2 separate regions of the Mus musculus genome follow, and region 2 is linked to region 1. Evidence: chromatin loops called from intact Hi-C (ENCODE). Cell type or tissue: heart. All regions are shown on one strand. Each heading gives the region's core, and the rest is flanking DNA. Links, peaks and the distances in the headings are about the cores only.

Region 1 (10,422 bases), core at 1,311-9,310:
TTTGGTTTACTTAGAAACATTATATTTAAATCAAATTATGTCTTTATGATCTGTTCTTTAATGTTATACTTTTAAAATTTAACCAATCAATTAATTGTAGTATCAGGTTTTGAACCCAGAGCCTTTCCCATGTGAGGTAGGTAGTCTACCACTGTCCTACATCTCTAGTCTTACACTAAAGTTTCATTCTACAATTTTTAAAGATTTTGGAAACAGAGGAACTCTACAAGGAAGAAGATGAGATGTCAAAGAATTGACTAAAAACATTTGGTGTACACAGAGACTCTCATCTCACAAAAGTGAATATACAAATTAAAACTTTTCATCTTCCTTTTGGATGGTGCTCTTATCCAATTGCAAAAGTAAAGATAAGGAATGAAAATGGAGCTCAGGAAAAGGAGATTTAAAAATTGTACAGTCTGGAGAGATGGCTCAGCAGTTAAGAACACTGGCTGCTTCTCCAGAGGTACCAGGTTCATTTCCTAGCAACCACACGGTAGCTTACAACTTTTGAAACTCAAGCTTCAGAGGATAGGGCCCCTTACTAGACATGCATATAGGCAAAACATCAATGACTGTAAAGATAAAAATGGTACAGTCTCCCAGAAGACCTGCAGGACAGGAGGCTGGATTAGTTTCCTTTCTCCTTGCCATAAATAAATACCTAGCAAGAAACAACACTGCCGATGAAGGATTGATTTTGCTTTCATCTGAGGTGATGTGGTCCATTGTATGGGTAAGGCTTGGTAGTGAGTGACTGTGGTAGTGAGGTGCACAATTCTTCTGTTTGCTGTCACTGCCGCAGATCAGGAGGCAGAACAGGACAAGGAATGGGCTAGGCTAGAATCTCTCAAGGCCATGTCCAGGAATTAATTTCCTTCACTTAGTTCCTTCCTTCTAAAGGTACCACAGCCTCCCAGAACAATGCCACCACCTAGGGACCACTCATGAGCCTATAGGGGACATTGTATATCTAAACCATGAGAGTCACATATATAGTGTTTTAATTTAGTTGCCTCTCTACTACTGTGATGAGTCACTATGATCAAGGCAAATAATGAAAGAAAGAATCTACTGGGAGCTTATAGTTTCAGAAGATGGGTCCATGACCATCATAGCAGGGAGCATGACAGAAAGCAAGCAGGCATGGCACTGGAGGGGTAGCTGAGAGCTAACATTTGACTTAAAGATAGGGGTGGGGGAGAGAGAGAGAGAGAGAGAGAGAGAGAGAGAGAGAGAGAGAGCCAGAGCCAATTGGGAATGGTATGGGTTTTTAAAACCTCAAAGCCTACTCACTTTCCCAACAAGACCACATTGTCTAATCATGCTCAAACAGTTCTCCAGTTGGGGATCAGTCAAATACAAGCGTATATAGGGACCATTCTCATTCAAATCACTACATTTACTCAGTTCCACACTGAGATTATAGTCAAGGTTGGTATTGAAGCTAGAGTATAGGATTAGAAATTGCTTTGTTAGAAAATGCTTGAGGTGCTTGGTGTAGTGGCACATGCCTTTAAATCTATCCCTGTGGAGGTGGCAGGTGGATCTCTGAGTTCAAGGCCAGCCTGCCATCTACAGAATGTGTTCCAGGACAGCCAGGGCTACGTAGATCAACCTTATCTTGAAAAACTAAAACAAGTAAAAAGAAAGGAGATGCCTGAGGTTAGGATTATTAGGTCTTCTAGAATAGCATCAGAAGGGAAGAGATGCTTTTAGAATTTTGAAATTTACACATACATTTCAGATCAGATAGACCATCAAAAAGATGGCTAAGGTTGGGCACATAGCTTAGTAAATCATAAAATGCTGGTGTCAGTCCCAAACACTATGGAAATGAGGGATGGGATTGCATGTCTAGATCCAGCACTGGGGAGGTAGAGGCAGGAGAATAAAAAGTTGTCCTTGGTGACATAGTGACTTTGAGACTATCTTGGGTTGTATGAGACCTTATCTAAAAATAAATGATGGATTTATTTCTGAAAAGTTAATAATTGTTTGAAATCATATTTTACTATAATATTTTCTAAGGTTTACTCACCATCTTATTGCAATCGCCACTTGAAAATGATAGGTTTTATGCTTTTTCAGTTTAAAACATAATTTGATCTATTTTAATTCACAACAAAGGGTAAAACTATGGGATAAAAATCTAAAGAAAGTGCCAGTGGTTTCTTAATGGAGTGCTCTGGACATCTTCCAAGTAAGGACACTCCACCGGTAAGGATTCTTATAGTGATTCACAAGATGTGGCACCTTCCAACACATAAATTAAGATAAGTAAAAGAAATAACAACTAGTAGGACAAAGATAAAAGACCTAGCTCAATAAAAGGACTTGAAAGTAACAACAAACTTCACATAATATACATTAAGCATTCAAAACTTGATCTCTGAGTCCTATCTTCTTCAGTCAAGTTATGAGTAACTTCAAAACTTAGTCCTATAATTTATATAGGAAGATAAAAGACTGTGAAGAGAGAAAATAAAGAGTCAAGACCAAGTGAAAACAAAGTATTGTAAAAATATTGTCTAAAAAAACCCACTGGTTCAGAAAACACATAGATAAGTAGACAATGGGACAGGGTAAAGTGGGGAAAATAGGGAAAAATACAAATGGCTGAGATAACATTCTTCACATAAGGGAGAGAAAAATTAGCTTACACATGAAAGAAAATAATTTGGCATGACACACTGCATTTAAAGAGGAAAAGGAAAACAACCCCACTCTTCAATTGACTAATGGCCTACCTTTGAAAGGGAAAGCTCTAAAGCTTTTATGGAAGATAATACAGGAATTTATCTTTGTGATTTCATTTGTGGAGACCCCAGCAGTGCCTGAAACACAAATGAAAAGAAGAAAAGTTAGTGCACTCCTCAATATCCAAATATAATCTTTCTGCTTAACAAAGAACTCCACAAGCAAAGAGTAGGTGGATGTAGAATGGAAGGCCTTTGTGATGTGAAAACCGACAGGCGATAATTGCACTGGATACATACATGCTGGACCAATGCATCGATCTGCTGCTATCAAGCAAATGAGTCAGAAACTCTGTGAACCCGATAAAACATGAACAGAATATAGAAATGGAAGTTCACAAATGCATGGGGGTGAGAAGCAAATGAAGAATACAAATAGGAACAGATGTTTCCCAACAGTTATTCAAAATAGAACATCAGATCCTTAAAAATGCTGGGTACAGGATGGTAACCTCTCTTTGAGTAGTAATTTGGCAGTATTTAGTAAAATTGAATATTTGGAAACTATGATCCACCCACCCTTCTCCTGGTATGCACGAAGAGAGATGTGATGATCTACTACCCCCTCTCCTTGTATGCGCCCCAGAGAAAAATCTGTGATCCAACTACCCCATTTTGTATGTACTCCAGAAAAATGCTAGGCTCCAAGAGCCCCACTTCTGGTATGCACCCAGAGAACTTCTTCCCATCATTGAAAGACCTGTTTATTATCATGAGAAATTTGGTTTATTTTAAAAACATAAAAACATTTTACTAATATGTTTTTATTTTAATCCCAAGTGCGGAGATATGGGGCTGCTTTGGACCGGAGCAGCTGACTTTGCCATGTGCTTTACCAGAGGTGCGGTTTTGCCAGCTACAGTTAGCTTCTGCAGTTGTGTGATGTTTGAAATTCTGGGAACTTTTCAGAGGGTCTATAAATGCTAGGGCCTTGAGATGGGGTTGGGGGTGATTGTTGGTCATTCAGAGGATTTGGATACGGCTTCTTAGTAGTCACATTCAAAGAAGAAACAAAGAAGGAGAGAAATTAGTTTCAGGGATCTTTATCTCTTGATCCCCTCTCTCCTCCTTTCTCTCTTATCTAGTGATGGGGATGAACTGGCGGGTGGGTGAAATAAAGGGCAGGAAAAAGAAGAACCCACAAAGTAGTAAAGACCAATTACAGTTTATACTGCAGTTCTGCTTTTTATGCCAGGATTAGAGAGAACAATATGTGTTCATCAATAGAGGGATGTAAACCATGAGACCTAGGTTCATTCAAGCCATAGTCTTCCAGGAGGCCCTCAATAAAAATCAAATATATCTTCTACCATGCTTGGATTCTGAATTGAGGAATGAGAAAAAGAAAGTTGCTAGGCATTGGTAGACCACACCTTTAATCTCAGCACTCTGAGAGGCAAAGACAGGTGGATCTTTGTGAGTTCAAGGCCAGCCTGGACTACAACTCAAGTTCCAGAATAGCCAGGACTGTTGCACAGAGAAACCCTATGTCAAAAACAAAACAAAACAAACAAACAAACAAAAACCTGCGACCACCACCACCAACCAAACAACCAATCCAAATCTCCAAAACAATGGACTGTCTAAATGTTACCTTCGTTACTGATGGCAGCACTCTGCAGGTGTTTTAGAGAGGAAAAGGGTTAAACTGGAAAATAGAAGGCAGCACATCAATGCTGTGCCCAGTATCCTGGTGGATTTCATACCTGAGCAGGGGGTAGTGGGTGTACTGTCACAGTCAGGGCCCCTGAGAAGGGACAGAGCAGAGTGTGCTTATCAAGAAGTCATACACTCTCTTAGAACCATAATGAAAGACACAGAGGAAAAAAGGCTCTTCAGAGGAAGGTAGTATCTGGTGTGAGATCAAAGTGTCATGTTAGTGAAAAAAATGAGAGAATACAATTTATAGTTTACTATCACATGCAAATCAAAAGCTACACACAGAGCACAATTGAATACTAGGAATTTTTTAAAAAAGATATACACTTAAGAGAATTCATAGGTGGTAGGTTTGAAAGAAAGAAATTACATGCATTGTAAGCTTAGTTGTGTCTATGGAGACGTAGTTTTATTTATTTGTTTAAATAAAAGAGACTTACGCAGATAAAGGGAAACAGGGTGATTTGAAGTGATGTCAGTGGACAACTCCTTTCCTTACTAAGAAAACACCAAGAATGTAGAAACTACAGCACAGCAGTGCTTTAATATATATGACCAGAAACATCAGACAACAAGAAAAAAGACCGCAACAATAGGGTCAAATTTCCAATATGGACAAGATATTTGGGGACTTTCTAATGCCTAGAATCTTTTGACATGGTTCGTTCTCTCTTTATAAAAATCAAAGTTTAACGCGTAGCTTTTGGTCGAGCTGGAGAAGCGAATGGAAATCACACTTATAACCTCGGTGTCCTTTGAACTTCGGGTTATACTTTTCTCTTCCAGGTCCACTTTTTATCTAGCTCTCCGCTCCCATTTCTCACTAGTGATTATGAGATGTTGTGTTAAGTCAGTTCCTTTCCCAGAACTAAAACAGGAAGACAACCGGCTTTTCTATCTGTGTGGAATAAATATCATAAAAGAAATCTAGCAAACTGCACCTCCTTTCGTGGAGCTGGGTTGGGGATCCAGCCAGGGCGGGGCGGGTTAGACATGGCTTAGGAAGGACATGGCTGAGCCCAAGGCTGTCGCGGGTCTGCTAAACTGCACAGAGTGCCACTTGCAAAGTCCCTCTCTGCCCCATGGCGACAGATGGTCTTTCTTCTGCCTGTGTGTGTGAAGGGGGTGGGGAGTGGTCATAACAATAAGCAGCAGTAGCCACTTGACAGCTTCTTGCTGCCAGGAATTTGCATGGGGGTGGGGGCGGGGCGCTTGCTGCCATCTGGAGAACTTCAGCTCACTGAGGAAGAACCGGTGTCTCCGCCTGTATGCGCCCTAGTGGGTGTTGGGATCTGGGATCTGGACTCCCGGGGAAAGCAGAGAGCAAGAAGCAAATCCCCAGTGAGGCTTCTGCTGCTCTGGGGAAGAGAGACTGGACCTGCACGCTGGGCTGGCTGGGCGGAGGTTATGCCCACAGGTCTGGCACTTCAGAATGATTCAGGTCAGCCACGGTGTCGCCTTTGGAACATGGGTTTGTTTACCCACCAGTAGTTGGTGGGGGACATGTGGACTGGAAAAGAGGAAACCCAAACCTGTACCCCTTTCCCATGACCTCCGGAGGAAAGTTCAGTGAGGCAAAAGGCTGACCATACACCCCAGGGACGCTTTTCTCAGACCACAGTGCTGTGCATTATAAACACATGTGCAACTCATTTAATTAAACACATAACAGCTGCTGAGATGTTTGTGCGTTTAAAAAGCAAAATGTATTTTCAGTGCATTTTAAAAAATAAGTTTTTTTATTCGAAATACCAATTGAAACCATGTGGTCTCCTTTTTACTAAAAAAATAAAAATTTCTCCAAAATATGTTCAGTGGATATTTAAGATTTACTGGGATAAAAAAGGCAGCTTTAACAAAATATTATTGTGTTGGGGAATGTATTCTATAGCTAAAAAGAATTAACATAAAAAAGAATTAATATTATCAGCCCATGGGTTGTAGTTAATAGATAATCCCAAAGCTTTATAAGCTCTCGAATCTTCCAGAATCTCCAGCACCAAAAACAAATAAAAAAAAAAATACAAAAACCAAAATAACAACAAAACAAACAAGCAAGCAAAATACAATAAAGTTCCACATGGGAGAATAAAAAGACATGATCGGATATGTGTTAATTATGGGCTAATGAAATAAATGAGAGTAAATCTCTGTTTTCTGTGCTGGGATTTTCAGGGTGGAAACCATAATATTTCTTTTATTACCCCAGCGGCTAACCCAATTCCACTACGAAGGAGGAGCCTGTTTTTCAGCCTGAGTAGTGACAATGAACACAGGTTAATACTGACAAACCTAACACTAAGCCCACAGAAGTACTTGCAAGTGGCATCTGGAATCTAAGAGGTAAACCATCATGGTGAGACCAGCAAGTTCTCAGTAGCTGCCACTTCTGGTCCTCATCCAGCTAACCTGAATGTATGTGTGCCCCAATCTCTGAAACAATAAATTCTCTGAGTTTAGGATACTAACAGGTGAGCTTTTGGGTCCCATAAAGATGGCAGACATGAGTCCAGAATTTTTAAGTATTCAATCAAGGCAGCTTTCTAACTCGCTGAAAGCTATGTCTACACAGTGTGCAAATGCTAAGGCACACGTGTTTATAGGTACACTGCATTATTTCAGAGAATGTGAACTCTTTGCTCTGTGGTGGCTCAAGTTTGAAATTTATACTTCTTTAAAAACTTTTTTTTGGGGGGGTCTATGAAGTCTTAGCTATCCTGGAACTTGTATGTTAACCAGGCTGACCTCAGACTCATAGAGATCTGCCTGTCTTGGAGTCTAGAAAGCGAAGATTAAAGGAATATGCCACCATAGCCCACAAATTGATACTTTTGAGCTGGGCCAGACTTAGTGGCACATCTTCAAATCCTAGTATTTTGGAGGCAGGCAGATCTCTGTGAGTTTTGAGTTTAAGGCCAGCCTGATTCACATAGTGAGCTATAAGCAAGTTAGGGTTACATAGAGAGACTTGTCTCAAACAAACAAACAAACAAATCTTTTAAATGCAATTGGCCTACATTTTTAGGTAGAGTTAATGACTTAATTTGGTATTGATGGGGCTTATAAAATAACTATGAACACCATTCTATCATAGTATTTCATGAACCATTCAAGTTTATGAGAATGAACAGACAGACAGAGGCACCTAGGGTGTGACATTTAAGACTCAATCTGGTACAAGAATGAATCAAACTGTAACTTTCCTCGAACCCCTTGAATTAGATGTTCTACAGAAGGCCAACCAAAGGCTTAAAAATCTAATTACGTTCTGAACCTAAATTTATTAGTTGAATGGTTACCATGGGGATCATTTTCACACCATATTGCTTCCCAAATGTACACACAGAATTAGGGTGCTAGTTAGCTAAGTATGTTATGAGCCTTCACTCTGCAAAGATCTTATGTGGCAAAAAGGGGCACCCATTTCTTTCCAGAAAAGAAAGAAAAGGTAATGTCTCAGTCCTGGCAACAGTTAATCCATGGGATAAAATAGTGTTTGAATATATTTCTTCCTCTAGGAAATATATTGACTCACTGTTCTTAAAAATTATTAGTTTGTTCTGTATAGTTTCATAAATTTTTAAAATAACTTTTCAGGTTTCTTCTTCCAGTATTTGAATTCCTCAAAGAAGCACAGATCTTTCTCCTATCACTCCCAACCCTTTCCAGTTTCATGATTGAACATTTTTACATTCAGTAGGGGAAAAAATGAACCTAATATTATAATGATTACATATCCCATGTTCTCATACACAGGTAATAAATACAGAAATCAAGGATAAGATGCTGTTAGTCACTTTTAAGTGCTTTCCCAGTTTGAAAGATTTTATGCACTCATAGAAATGTTTTCCTTTCTGCCTCACTGGGTTGCACTTTTGCTTTGATATCTGAGAAAGACGAGGAGGGTAATGAAATATATCTCTTGAGCCAAGAAACTAGAGAAAAATCATAATTTTAAGAAAAAAATGGTGGCGATGTTTAAATAGATTACATTTCATCTGGCTGCTCTTAATTACAGCTACCCGCCCACAAGCTGTTGCAAAGGTCCCCTGGAGACAACTTCCAAGCTATTTATGGGCTCTTCAGAGGAGAAGCTATGAGAATGTCTTTTTCATGCTATTCTCTTTAAACTTTCATTTTCAATAGCCCACAATTAGCTCCCTGGAATGAGGATGTATATTGGGCTAAATATGCAGGGGTCATAATTTTCTGACCTACTTCCTCCTTCACGTCCAAATAATGTGGAAGGAATTCATTCCAGATCCTGTTTGTCTGCCGTGCTAATTCACAATGACATCTCAGCTCTCTTGATTTCAAAGCGTCCTGTGATTTTTAAAGTAGCAATTTCCTATTTGAAGGAATCCATTACCGTGCCAACAGGAATGTTGGTTGAGTGGAATTGCTCTCTCCACTAGTCAGTTACATGAAGAAAGTTTAACTTAGGGATGAGCAGATAGACAAAGGGTAGGCAATATTTTAATGTGGAGAGAAGAAATTGGATTGTAAAAGGAAGTTGGGCATATCTCCCTTGAAGAATGTCCTTTACTGACAAGACTGATTTTGTTAGTTTTCTCGTTCTGCAGATTACTATGAGAGTTTTATGTTTATCAGAAAATCCAAACTGGTAATTTCATTTGCGTGTGGCTCCCTTCCAAATAAGAAATATCTTTGTTTTGTTCACTATTTTTTTAGGGTAAAATTCTGCATCTTCCTCTTGGCACCATATGTCCATTTGAGAAGTAGAGGGTTTCTAAGATCCCTCCAATGGCCTTTGTGTCTGCCAGAGGGCAGCATGTAACACTCTCCCATCTGGCATGAAAGTTACCACTTGGCTGCCACCTGTACTGTGCTGAGGACTCCTGTCACTCCTCCACCATCCAGGGCTGTGGGACTCGAGTCCCTTCAGCCTTCTCCTGCCTGCAACTTCTCCTCCAGTGACAGATGTTGGGGTGGGGAACACATGGAGAGCCAAGCATTTCCTATTACCAGTTTGGCAGAGATTCAAATTCTTCTCCATCAACAAAATATAAGCATATTGGTGATGGTTGACCCCAAGGAGAGTGTATAAGCATACCTGCCTTTCTCAACTACCCCTGCCCCATTCATTGCCATTTTTTGGTATACTATCCTTTTAGATTCATATTGTCCATAAAGCTTCCCATCCCCTCTCCTTTCTGAAGAGGTGTGTGTGTGTGTTTCCTTCAGTAAAGAGGAGAGCTGATTCATGCTGTCTTTAATCAGTTGTGCTTCAGTGCTTGCTGAAGTGCTGTTGGTCTCTGGACATGGAAATCTTTGCCTATTATGCTATTGCAGTCTGAGTACCAAAACAGAACCAGTAGGCCCAATACACACAAAGACTAACAGGAAAATAGGCTGCAAATGTGAATAGCTTTGATCACCATAATGAAGAGAGAATAGCTTAGGAATTCTAAACTCATGTTAGTTTTTGAGTTAGAAATGATCTTAGTGTTATTTATTTTACAAATAGTGAAGCTAGAGGCATCTTGTAGCTTGGTTATACATTCTTTATAAGCTTTACAAGTAAACTGATATTCTATCTAAACACATCCAAGCATTTATTGATAGAAGCGTTTGGAATATATGTAAATATATATATTGTTTGTAATATACCCTTTCAGTTTTGGTAAGGTTAGAACCAAGTCATTTCACTTGAACAAGACCACATGGATGCTTAGATGCCTTCTTAGTCACAGGCTTGAGATATCTGACATACCAAGAAAATGATAATTCCTAGTACTTGAAAGTTCGTGCCAATAGCTTTAGACAAAAATGTTCTACATAACCATAACTATAGGCTTATTTAACATGGACTTTTCTGTATTTCTTTTTAAAAATGTCAAACACTAGGTGTTAGGAATGCAGTAAGGAATCAAACAAGGTTCTTGATGTCTAAAATGAGTGGCTTGTGTTTTGATTTAATTGGCCAATGAATATAATCTTAACATAAATCTAATTTTTATTTTGCCTTTTTTCTTTTTGTTTG
Region 2 (10,422 bases), core at 983-8,982, 86 kb after region 1:
TTTGGTTCACAACATTCTCTGTCCTAGCAACATCAATTAGTAATGATACAGAAGAAAGAAGATTAATAAGGACTGTTGGTATTGCACACTTTATACAAGATGCATTAAAGAAGAGTTAAAAAAATCATGAACACAGGTGACAAAATTATGGAATTAATCTCTGAAGGAGCACTTATCCAAGGTTATTTCATTAATCCTCACAACATGATCTTGGAGTCTCTCTTTCATAATGGTTGCAATTTACCAGTGGGAAGTAAATAACTTCACTAACATCATCATAGTCTTTGGCTCCCCTGTCTGTGGGCACATGTCTGGGCCACCTCTTCATGTTGAAAGTTTTGTGAATTATGTAAGTTATGCAGTACGCCAGCTGGCTGTGGCTTCCATAACAAAAGGTCACTGACTGGGTGGCTTAAAATACAGAAAGTTATGTCCTTACATTTCTGAAGGATTGAAGTCCAATGTTAAGGAACTGGCCCTTTGGTTGCTTCTTGGATCTTGCTCTGTAATGGGTAGATATTCATACTCAAAACTGTATCTGCTTTGTTTGTCCCCGTGTCTTTGTGATTTGTGTTCAATAACCTATTCTATTGACTTAGGACCTACTATAATGTCCCAATAGTAACTTAATCACCTCTATCAAGGTCAAGTTATGAGATTACAGGGATTAGGCTTTTGTCTTAGGAATTTTTTTTTAGTTACATATTTTCCTCAATTACATTTCCAATGCTATCCCAAAAGTCCCCCATACCCTCCCCTCCACTCCCCTACCCACCCATTCCCACTTTTTGGCCCTGGCGTTTCCCTGTACTGGGGCATATAAAGTTTGCGTGTCTAATAGGCCTCTATCTTTTGATACATATGTAGCTAGAGTCTTAGAAATTTTTAATGAAACACAATTCACCATGGAACACTTAGTGTGACATTTAGAAGTCAGGTTATGTCATCACTCTTGTAAGAGCACTCTGAGGGATGGTAACCAAGGATGGTTGGCATAAAGGTGGTGTTTAAAGAGATAGTGTTAGGATGGTGCTTAAGAGTCTGCAACAACAACATTATGAACTAACCAGTACCCCTGAGCTCTTGACTCTAGCTGCATATGTATTAAAAGATGGCCTAGTGGGACATCACTGGAAAGAGAGGCCCATTGGACATGCAAACTTTATATGCCCCAGTACAGGGGAAAGCCAGGGCTAAAAAAAAAATGGGAATGGTTGGGTAGGGGAGTGGGTGGGGGAGGGTATGGGGACTTTTGGGATAGCATTGGAAATGTAATTGAGGAAAATACGTAATAAAAATATTTAAATTAAAAAAAAGAGAAAATCACAAAAAAAAGAGTCTGCAACAAAAAGTTCTCAATAGTCTTATGAAGTGTGTGTGTGTGCTATGTGATAAATATATGAAATGTATGTTTATATGAGTGTAATTTAAATGTATATGTAGAAACTTATTCATAAAAGCAGACCCATAGCACACCATTATCTTTTGTTAAATATAAGCAACAGTGTTAAAAACCTTCTTCATTTTTATGGACAACTATCCCAATTGTGCATGGTCAGTTACAGTATCACGTACGTAACTGACCTGCACACTGAGTTCTGTACTTGTGTGTAACTGTGCTGTGAAATTTAAAAATGAGATATTTTAATAATATTACCATAGGAAGAAACCAATAAAAAATTAAAGAGGACAGTTTCAGATTTCTAAAAAGGGTTAATGAAACTATTTATCATACATCTTCTTGTGTTAAAATTTCCTTATGTGCTTCATTAGTATTTCCAAGTCATTATCTACTATCCAGTCAGTAATAATGCCTGCCAGAGTTGGACCTTTATCTCTGACTTTGTTGCACTTTTGGCATGAAAGACCCATATGCAGAACAAGTAGAAATACGAATCTCATATGAACTTTTACCCCATTCTAGTAATTGCAGAGTGAGTGTTTCATTAAGAATGCTAGGGAAGATCATTTTTTATAATTTTAATTGAAGGATTCCTGATAGGATGATACATTTAAACATTTATTTCCCAAATGTTCTTGTTTGTTTGTTCTTTGAGAGATCACAGAGATTTCAGGAGGTATGTGGCCTCCTTGAAAAAAAAATAGCCATTGGTGTGTGTTATTAAAACCTGGCATACCTCAGGATGACCTCAGCTTCTTCACCACTGACCCAGCTGCTTCATGATTCTACTACCTCACTCTTGCCTTCTCTACCACGATAGTCCATAAGCTCTTATGCCGAGATCAAAACAAACCCTTCTCATCTTACATTACTTCTTTCAAGTGATAAGAAAATACCAAAACAACCCAACAAGGCAAGATGTCCAAATCATCATACATATGAAGCAGGAAGAATAACTAGGAGACTAGGAGAAGGCAACGGTGACAGCATCTAAGAGGTAAATATAAGGGGAATCCCACTGGAATAGTATAAATTATGAGAGCCAAACATATTTTACAACCAGAGTCAAAAAAATCATATGATTCCTAGGGCTGGCAGGGATCATGACCTGTGCCACAGTAAGGCCTCTGGCACTCTGAAGAGTAAACAAGAGCTCAGAGTGACTCATGGCTTTGCTGTCATGTTAAAAGTTAATATTCTCTTTTGTTTCCACTGTCAAGATTTAGGGATATCTGTGTCATCACAGTACATTTCAAGTTCAAATAAAGAGCATTCCAATGGCTACACCCAGGGAAAGGACAGTGCCGTGTTATGACAAAGCTTTTGAAGCAATCTGAAATCAATGCCTATCTGAACATTAGTGAGAGTGGCAGGTGAGCATGGATACATAACATACAAAAGGAACTGGGGATATGCAGGTACCAAATAGCTTGTTTTAAAGTGTGAACCAACAGAGTGCTGCTTTAGATGTGAGTCCAGAGGACTTTCTGAGCTTGAAGCATTCACTTGCTTTTGATGCTATAGTGTTTCAGCAGACAGCAATCAGGGATGGAGTTTTGAAATCCATGTGTGAGAGCTATGGAGAGTCATGGTCTAGACTCCCAGAAGGAAGTTTCTGTGGAGAGCTGGAGACAAAGGGAGACTGCCACAAGGCAAAGATACACTGCTGGAGTCTTCAGTTACTTTTGGTGGGCTCCTGTGAGACAATATGGGTAAGGTGTTACTTTAAAGGTGCATGGTGTCTGGAGGAACAGGTAACATTAGAAAGAGATTAGCAGTCCTTGGGGATGCTCAGGACTATCCAACTCCTCCTCTTCCTCTTCCTCTTTCTCCTCCTCCTCCCCCTTCTTCTTCCTGATGAGAACATGATGGGAATCACTTACAAGTGAGAGTTTAAAATTCATATAAAGGCTTAAATTTTTCTTAGTATTTGAAGAGATACCAGAGAATAAAATTGCTGACAGTAGGGTCGTTGCAGTGACAGAATCTAGGTCGTGCCTTTCTCTGTTGAGCTGACACTTGCCTTCCAAGAAGGATGGTCTTAGCTTTGTTAATCATTCCAGAACATTCACATTAAAGAATTTTAACAAACAATCATTGATTACTTTTTCTGATTAAAAAAAAATGTTGCTATCCCCAACTGTACATTTTATAGTTTATCTCTTAAGTTAGTTTCCTTAGCACTAGATATTTTTTTCTCATACATTTTTCCAATTGTAGATGTGATAAGGCCATTCTCCCTTTACATAACTAAACCAAAAGTTAATATTATCATTCTACTTATGAAGAATACATGATTGTCCCATCTAAAGCTATATTAGACAGCAATTATTTTGGTATTTTATGACTTTTTAAGGAAAATTTAAAGAAAACTCCCATTTTTAATATTATTTTCTTAAATTTATTATTTTTTTCTGGAATGGAGGAAGAAAAGGAAAACTGATAATTCTGCCCTCTGACCTGACAGCTTGGATTATAATTTTAAAACTTGTTTCCTACCCTTGAATCATAACCCAGTGAAATTCTTTTTAAACAATTCAGTGTCTTAAGTTCTAAATCTATTTATATTTATTTTTAAACATGTGTATGCATGTGTGTGTGTGGGTATCTGAAGAAGCCAAAAACCAGCATTGGAGCCCCGAGAGTTGGTCTTACAAATGGTGGCATACTGCATGCCATGGCTGCTGGGAGTTAAACTCTGTAAGAGAATCAAGGGAGATAAGCCTCTTGGCCATTTTCCCAGCCTCCAATTTAAAAAGTTTTGTATAGATTATCTAAGACAAAGTTTGGCTTTAGATATTACAATCTATTAAAGTTTGTGAGCCCAGTCTGGTGTGTGGGTGGTTTGTACACAAATAAGGAATCAGAAATGGTGTTTACATTTTAAAATGTAAGAAAAACAACAAACAAAAGAAAAGGAAAGAAATTGCTACTGAGATTGTTTATGTCGCACCAACTCTAAAATATTTACTATTGGATTGTGACCAGCAGTAGATAATGAATCCCAGAACTAAAGGATTCTGCAACAGATTTTCTTTGAATTCCCTTCTTAATGCTGTTTTCTCCCTGTTCCCACCTATGGATTTTGCTGTTGTTTATTTGTAAAGTGTCTTCGTGAAGCATGGCTTTGCTTGGGTTAACAAACCAACAAATGTGATACCAATCATCTATAGGAAAAGCTTCATCTTTTGCCTCTGTTTCAGAACAATAATAACAGCAGCATTTCACATCTAACCTCTAACCTTTATGCTAGGTAGAAGTCACCTACTTGGTTTTCAAATGGTCTTGCTCCGCATCCCATTCTCATTAGTTATTGCCTTACCTTTGGGCTGTACTGTTTTCTTTTCTTCCGTTAATGGAGCAATTTCCCTGCCCTGATTTTAAATTGAACCTCATTCTCTGGTGCTGTAATTAATCTATAATATAGACTCAATTCAAACATAACCCTCCTTGGTGAGGGTAAGGGAAAGCATGTAGACTGAGGTGTTGACGTGGCTAATTCTAAAAGCGAAGAAACCAGGTTGGGAAGAAATTCTTTCACAGGAAGAAGGATGACATGATTGGGACAGAAGTTGAGGAATTAGGTCATTGGAGTAAAAGCCCTTGGCTTTTACAATGATGGTAAAGCAAGCAAGCCATGGTAATGGATAGTAGAGATCTGTTCTGTGTTGGCTTTTCACTCATGTAAAATTGGGCACGTGAAAATCATCCTTCTCCTGCTCTGCCCACCCACTCATGTGACCAGCAGTTATTTTCCCTTTACATGGGCTCCTGCTAACATTCTGGCACAAAATAACTTACCTTTGTTTGTGCCATTTCAGGCAGGGAAATTGCTCCATTAACGGAAGAAAAGAAAACAGTACAGCCCAAAGGTAAGGCAATAACTAATGAGAATGGGATGCGGAGCAAGACCATTTGAAAACCAAGTAGGTCAGGTTAAGGTTGTCATCTGTTACCAGACCTCCGCAGGTATAGATGGCTTTAACTTGAAGCTTTGGTATTGTCCTTTCTCACTAAAGAAAACAAAACAAAACAATAGCACAACAATGAAACCCTTTAAAATAAAATCAAATAAACAACCACTCCTTCCAAAAAATCCTAAGAATATTTTATGTATCTATTTATCCATTACTTTTTATTTATGAACTAGTTTCATTCTAGTTCATTCCATTTACAGTCTTGTTTATGGATCAATTACGTTTCATTTAACAACAATCAATGTAGAAAATAGAGAAACAAAGGACTCAGGCAATAATCTTCACATAAGCATGCAGAGATTGGACAGGTTCCTTAAAAATCCCTGAGGAGTTTGTGGGAAAACACAGTTAACCACAAAGCCATTCCTGGAATATTTCCGCTTGTCTGGCTCTGGATGATTCTTGGTTGTCACATGGCCGTGTTTCCTTGATCAGGGGCCACTTCCCATGGTGCCGGACACAGCTCTCCAGCTGACCTCTGAGGAATGGTGACACTAACTTCCTGACTCCTAGCTAGCAATATCTTTGATCTGTCTTTTAAAGAAGCAAATCTCAGAGAATAGACACTCAGGGAAAGAAAGGAAGGAGAAGGTTTTTAACAAAATAAAAAGGGGAAGCAGTTTCTGATTTTCCCCATTTATTCTGGATCAGCTTTTGAATATAGAAAGGTATTGTCCCAGGATGCATGTTTAGCAAATCAGCTATTCATGCTGGATCAGTGAAATGGGGCCAATTCTGTCTCCAGGTAACATTTACAGAATGAAACAGAACCAAATTCAAGTATTTTAAAAACTAACTAACTCTCTCTCTCTCTCTCTCTCTCTCTCTCTCTCTCTCTCTCTCTCTCTCACACACACACACACACACACACACACACACACACACACACACCCTCGAGTGCACATATATTGAATACTTTGTGTCCAAGATGAGTGGTCACCTCATCCAATCCAAACCATGGAGAATCTTCAGAAGGTAGCCAAAGTGGTAGGCCTTCCAGATTGGAATTTCAGGTGATATATTCCTACCTAACTGCATACTCAGTACTTTAACAAACGCAGTCTTACAAATATGCTAACAAACTCAATTGGCCTGGGAAGCTTTGCTTCTTTAGTCATCATGTTGTGTCAATCTTGTTATAAAAGGAAAACTCAAGAACAAGTGGGCGTCAGTGGGAGTCAGTGATACCAGAACATGATGTAATACTCAAGGAGGCCTCCAAATAAGGCTGCTTGGGACAGTCATTCAGGATTAAGTTGTTTGAAACAAATAGTCGGTATGCTTTGATTCTTCCTAAGATCCAAAATCTATCTAAATATATAAATAAAAAAATTATGAAGAAATGTCAACATGAATGCATGAATGTATTTACCTTAGTTTTTAGGCTCTGTCCATCAGAGGACAGCCTGTTCCCTGACATGTGTGTGCCTGCCTTTGGATTCCACAACACATTCCAGGAAAATGATATCCTAACTGGCTTGGCTGTTTACTCTGATGAGAGATTACTTGAACCTCATTTCTGTCCTCTTCAGTTTGTTTACGTTAAAGCAAAACATTCTCACACAGGAAAGGACTCCGTAATCTTTCTTAGTGGTGGAAAGCTTCTCTTTCCAGGGTCAGCAATTTTGTGTCTGTAAAGTTAATTAACAGGAGCTTGGAGACCCGTCCTTCAGGCTTCATGTCTGCATCCATGATCTTTGGCAAGGACAGAGCACTACCTCAGACATGGGATGAGATGTGCCAGTAATGGAAGCCTAACTATAATGGTGTTTTCAGCTTGCTTTCTTGTGATACCATAGAAGTTCTAATCACAATCATGTTTGAGGATCTAAGAGAATCCTCTGTGGGGAAAAAAGTAGAATAATTTAGAATTAAAATCTTTACCCAGTTGCTGGGACATCTTACCTTTCCTCCACCATCCTTGCTGTGATGGAAAACCTTTCACATCAGAAGAGATCAGTGCCAATCATTAGATAAGGTGGATCAGTTATTGTAGTTTGTAAGCTTCAACCATTCAGAAACATTATTTTAGATTGGCAGCCTGCTTCACTCAAAGCAAGAGCTAACTGATTGACACAGTTTCAGTCTACTTTAAGAGTAATGTTTCAGAGGATTGGCTTTTGCTAAATGAACACTTACCTCCGCTGTGGTAGTCACTAAACACTTTTTGTGGCCATGGAGCACTGACACTGTAGTTTTGCTGAACCATGATGTGTTATATAGTGTAGGCTGCATGTGGGACTTTAAAGACAGTTGAAACAATATTTGTACATAAGTGGTTAAGCTATAAATGTTAAGAAACTTTATTTCACTCTTACCTTTTTACTTTGCTAAACACGAGTGAATTTTAATCAGCAATAAGTCTAAATTCTATATCGAAATTCCTTCTTTTCCCCCTCCCCCTCCTCCTTCCTCCTCCCCCTCCCTTCTCTATCCATTTCTATCTCCTTGTACTAAGGTCAAATCTAAGTGGATTAAGGAACTCCACATAAAACCAGAGACACTGAAACTTATAGAGGAGAAAGTAGGAAAAAGCCTTGAAGATATGGGTACAGGGGAAAAAGTCCTGAATAGAACAGCAATGGCTTGTTCTGTAAGATTGAGAATTGATAAATGGAACCTCATAAAACTGCAAAGCTTCTGCAAGGCAAAAGACACTGTCGATAAGACAAAAAGACCACCAACAGATTGGGAAAGGATCTTTACCTATCCCAAATCGGATAGGGGACTAATATCCAATATATATAAAGAACTCAAGAAGGTGGACTCCAGAAAATCAAATAACCTCATTAAAAAATGGGGCTCAGAGCTGAACAAAGAATTCTCACCTGAGGAATACCGAATGGCTGGGAAGCACCTGAAAAAATGTCAACATCCTTAATCATCAGGGAAATGCAAATCAAAACAACCCTGAGATTCCACTTCACTCCAGTCAGAATGGTTAAGATCAAAAATTCAGGTGACAGCAGATGCTGGCGAGGATTTGGAGAAAGAGGAACACTCCTCCATTGTTGGTGGGATTGCAAGCTTGTACAATCACTCTGGAAATCAGTCTGGCAGTTCCTCAGAAAATTGGACATAGTACTACCGGAGGATCCCGCAATACCTCTCCTGGCCATATATCCAGAAGATGTCCCAACCGGTAAGAAGGACACATGCTCCACTATGTTCATAGCAGCCTTATTTATAATAGCCAGAAGCTGGAAAGAACCCAGATGCCCCTCAACAGAGGAATGGATACAGAAAATGTGGTACATTTACACAATGGAGTACTACTCAGCTATTAAAAGAATGAATTTATGAAATTCCTAGGCAAATGGATGGACCTTGCGGGAATCATCCTGAGTGTGGTAATCACATCACAAAGGAACTCACACAATATGTACTCACTGATAAGTGGATATTAGCCCAGAAACTTAGGATACCCAAGATATAAGATACAATTTGCTAAATGCATGAAATTCAAGAACGAAGACCAAAGTGTAGTCACTTTGCCCCTTCTTAGAAATGGGAACAAAACACCCATGGAAGGAGTTACAGAGACAAAACTTGGAGCTGTGATGAAAGGATGGACCATCTAGTGATTGCCATATGCAGGGATCCATCCCATAATCAGCTTCCAAACGCTGACACCATTGCATACACTAGCAAGATTTTGCTGAAAGGACCCAGATATAGCTGTCTCTTATGAGACTATGCCGGGGCCTAGCAAACACAGAAGTGAATGATCACAGTCAGCTATTGGATGGGTCACAGGGCCCCCAATGGAAGAGCTAGAGAAATTACCCAAGGAGCTAAAGGGATCTGCAACCCTATAGGTGGAACAACAATATGAACTAACCAGTACCCCGGAGCTCTTGTCTCTAGCTGCATATGTATCAAAAGATGGCCTAGTCGGCCATCACTGCAAAGAGAGGCCCATTGGACTTACAAACTTTATGTGCCCCAGTACAAGGGAACCCCAGGGCCAAAAAGGGGGAGTGGGTGGGTAAGGGATTGGGGGGGTAGGTATGGGGGACTTTTGGGAGAGCATAGAAAATGTAAATGAGGAAAATACCTAATAAAAAAATTAAAAAAAGAAATTCCTTCTTCTCCCTCTCCCCCTCCTCCTCCCTCCTCCCCCTCCCCTCTCCCCTCTCCCCTCTCCCTCCTCCTCCTCCTCCTCCTCCTCCTCCTCCTCCTCCTCCTCCTCCTTCTTCTTCTTCTTCTTCTTCTTCTTCTTCTTCTTCTTCTTCTTCTTCTTCTTCTTCTTCTTCATTGTGTTCTCTGAATGCTTGGGAAGTAACACTATGAAGAGACATTAGCTATGTGTTGTTCTTTTATACAACCTTTAAAATACTCTAAAAATACCATTAATCTCTACAAGCCTCTGTGAGGAGACTAAGAAATGCCTCTTCCAAGGTTCCCAAGGAAAAGGACATCAACAGATTATCATATTGACTGTGATTCATAAGCTAAAGAACATTTGGTGTTAATGCTTTACTGGGCAAAGTGTTCAGGCTCATCTGTTATCCTTCCTCAGTGTTTACTTACAAAATAGAACTTGAGATAGGATGGAGGAGCATTACAGGCTACAGTTTTAAAGAGTTAGTACCTATCTTGGGCGCGAACTCAGTAAAGGGTCCCAAGGTTCACAAAGAACTGTCCATGCTGCAGGCACACTAGCACACCCAGTCTACGCAGGAGAGCACATGGGTGGCAGAAGCAACAGAGCTTCTTGGACAGAGTACTTTTGGGCCTTCATCTTCTGTCAAGAGAATGAGCTGAGACCCAGACCCCTGGGTACCTTCCCAGCCAGAGGAGAGTCAGCCTCCAAGGAGGGCTCTGACCCCCGGGACTCAGAAGGTGGATCTGAGCTCCATACTTTTGTTCACCTTCCCTGCCAGAGGAGAGCTTGCCTGCGGAGAGTGCTTTGACCACTGGGTCTCAGGAGAGAGTTGGACTCCCAGGAATGCTAACAGAGACCAAAGAATCTCAGGATGAATAAGCTCCAGCCAGAGACTGCTAGAACATCTAACACCAGAGATTACCAAATGGCAAAAT

Evidence for each region. Peaks named below come from ENCODE experiments on the same cell type or tissue, not always from the same donor. Only the 100,000 strongest peaks of a DNase experiment are listed, where the experiment ranks them.
Region 2: a loop joins it to region 1, with 2.0 times the contacts of the local background. A loop is called at or near these places in 2 of 42 quality-filtered maps.

What each region holds. Positions count from the first base shown.
Region 1 is chr10:37,391,911-37,402,332 of GRCm38, forward strand. No RefSeq gene overlaps it. Among named protein-coding and RNA genes, the nearest start is that of Gm31202, 33 kb to the left of the region's middle. In heart, for the core only: no CTCF peak of the experiment used is centred there; a DNase peak (open chromatin) is centred at 5,741; H3K4me3 peaks cover 982 bases; H3K27ac peaks cover 980 bases.
Region 2 is chr10:37,477,944-37,488,365 of GRCm38, forward strand. No RefSeq gene overlaps it. Among named protein-coding and RNA genes, the nearest start is that of Gm31330, 46 kb to the left of the region's middle. In heart, for the core only: no CTCF peak of the experiment used is centred there; a DNase peak (open chromatin) is centred at 5,818.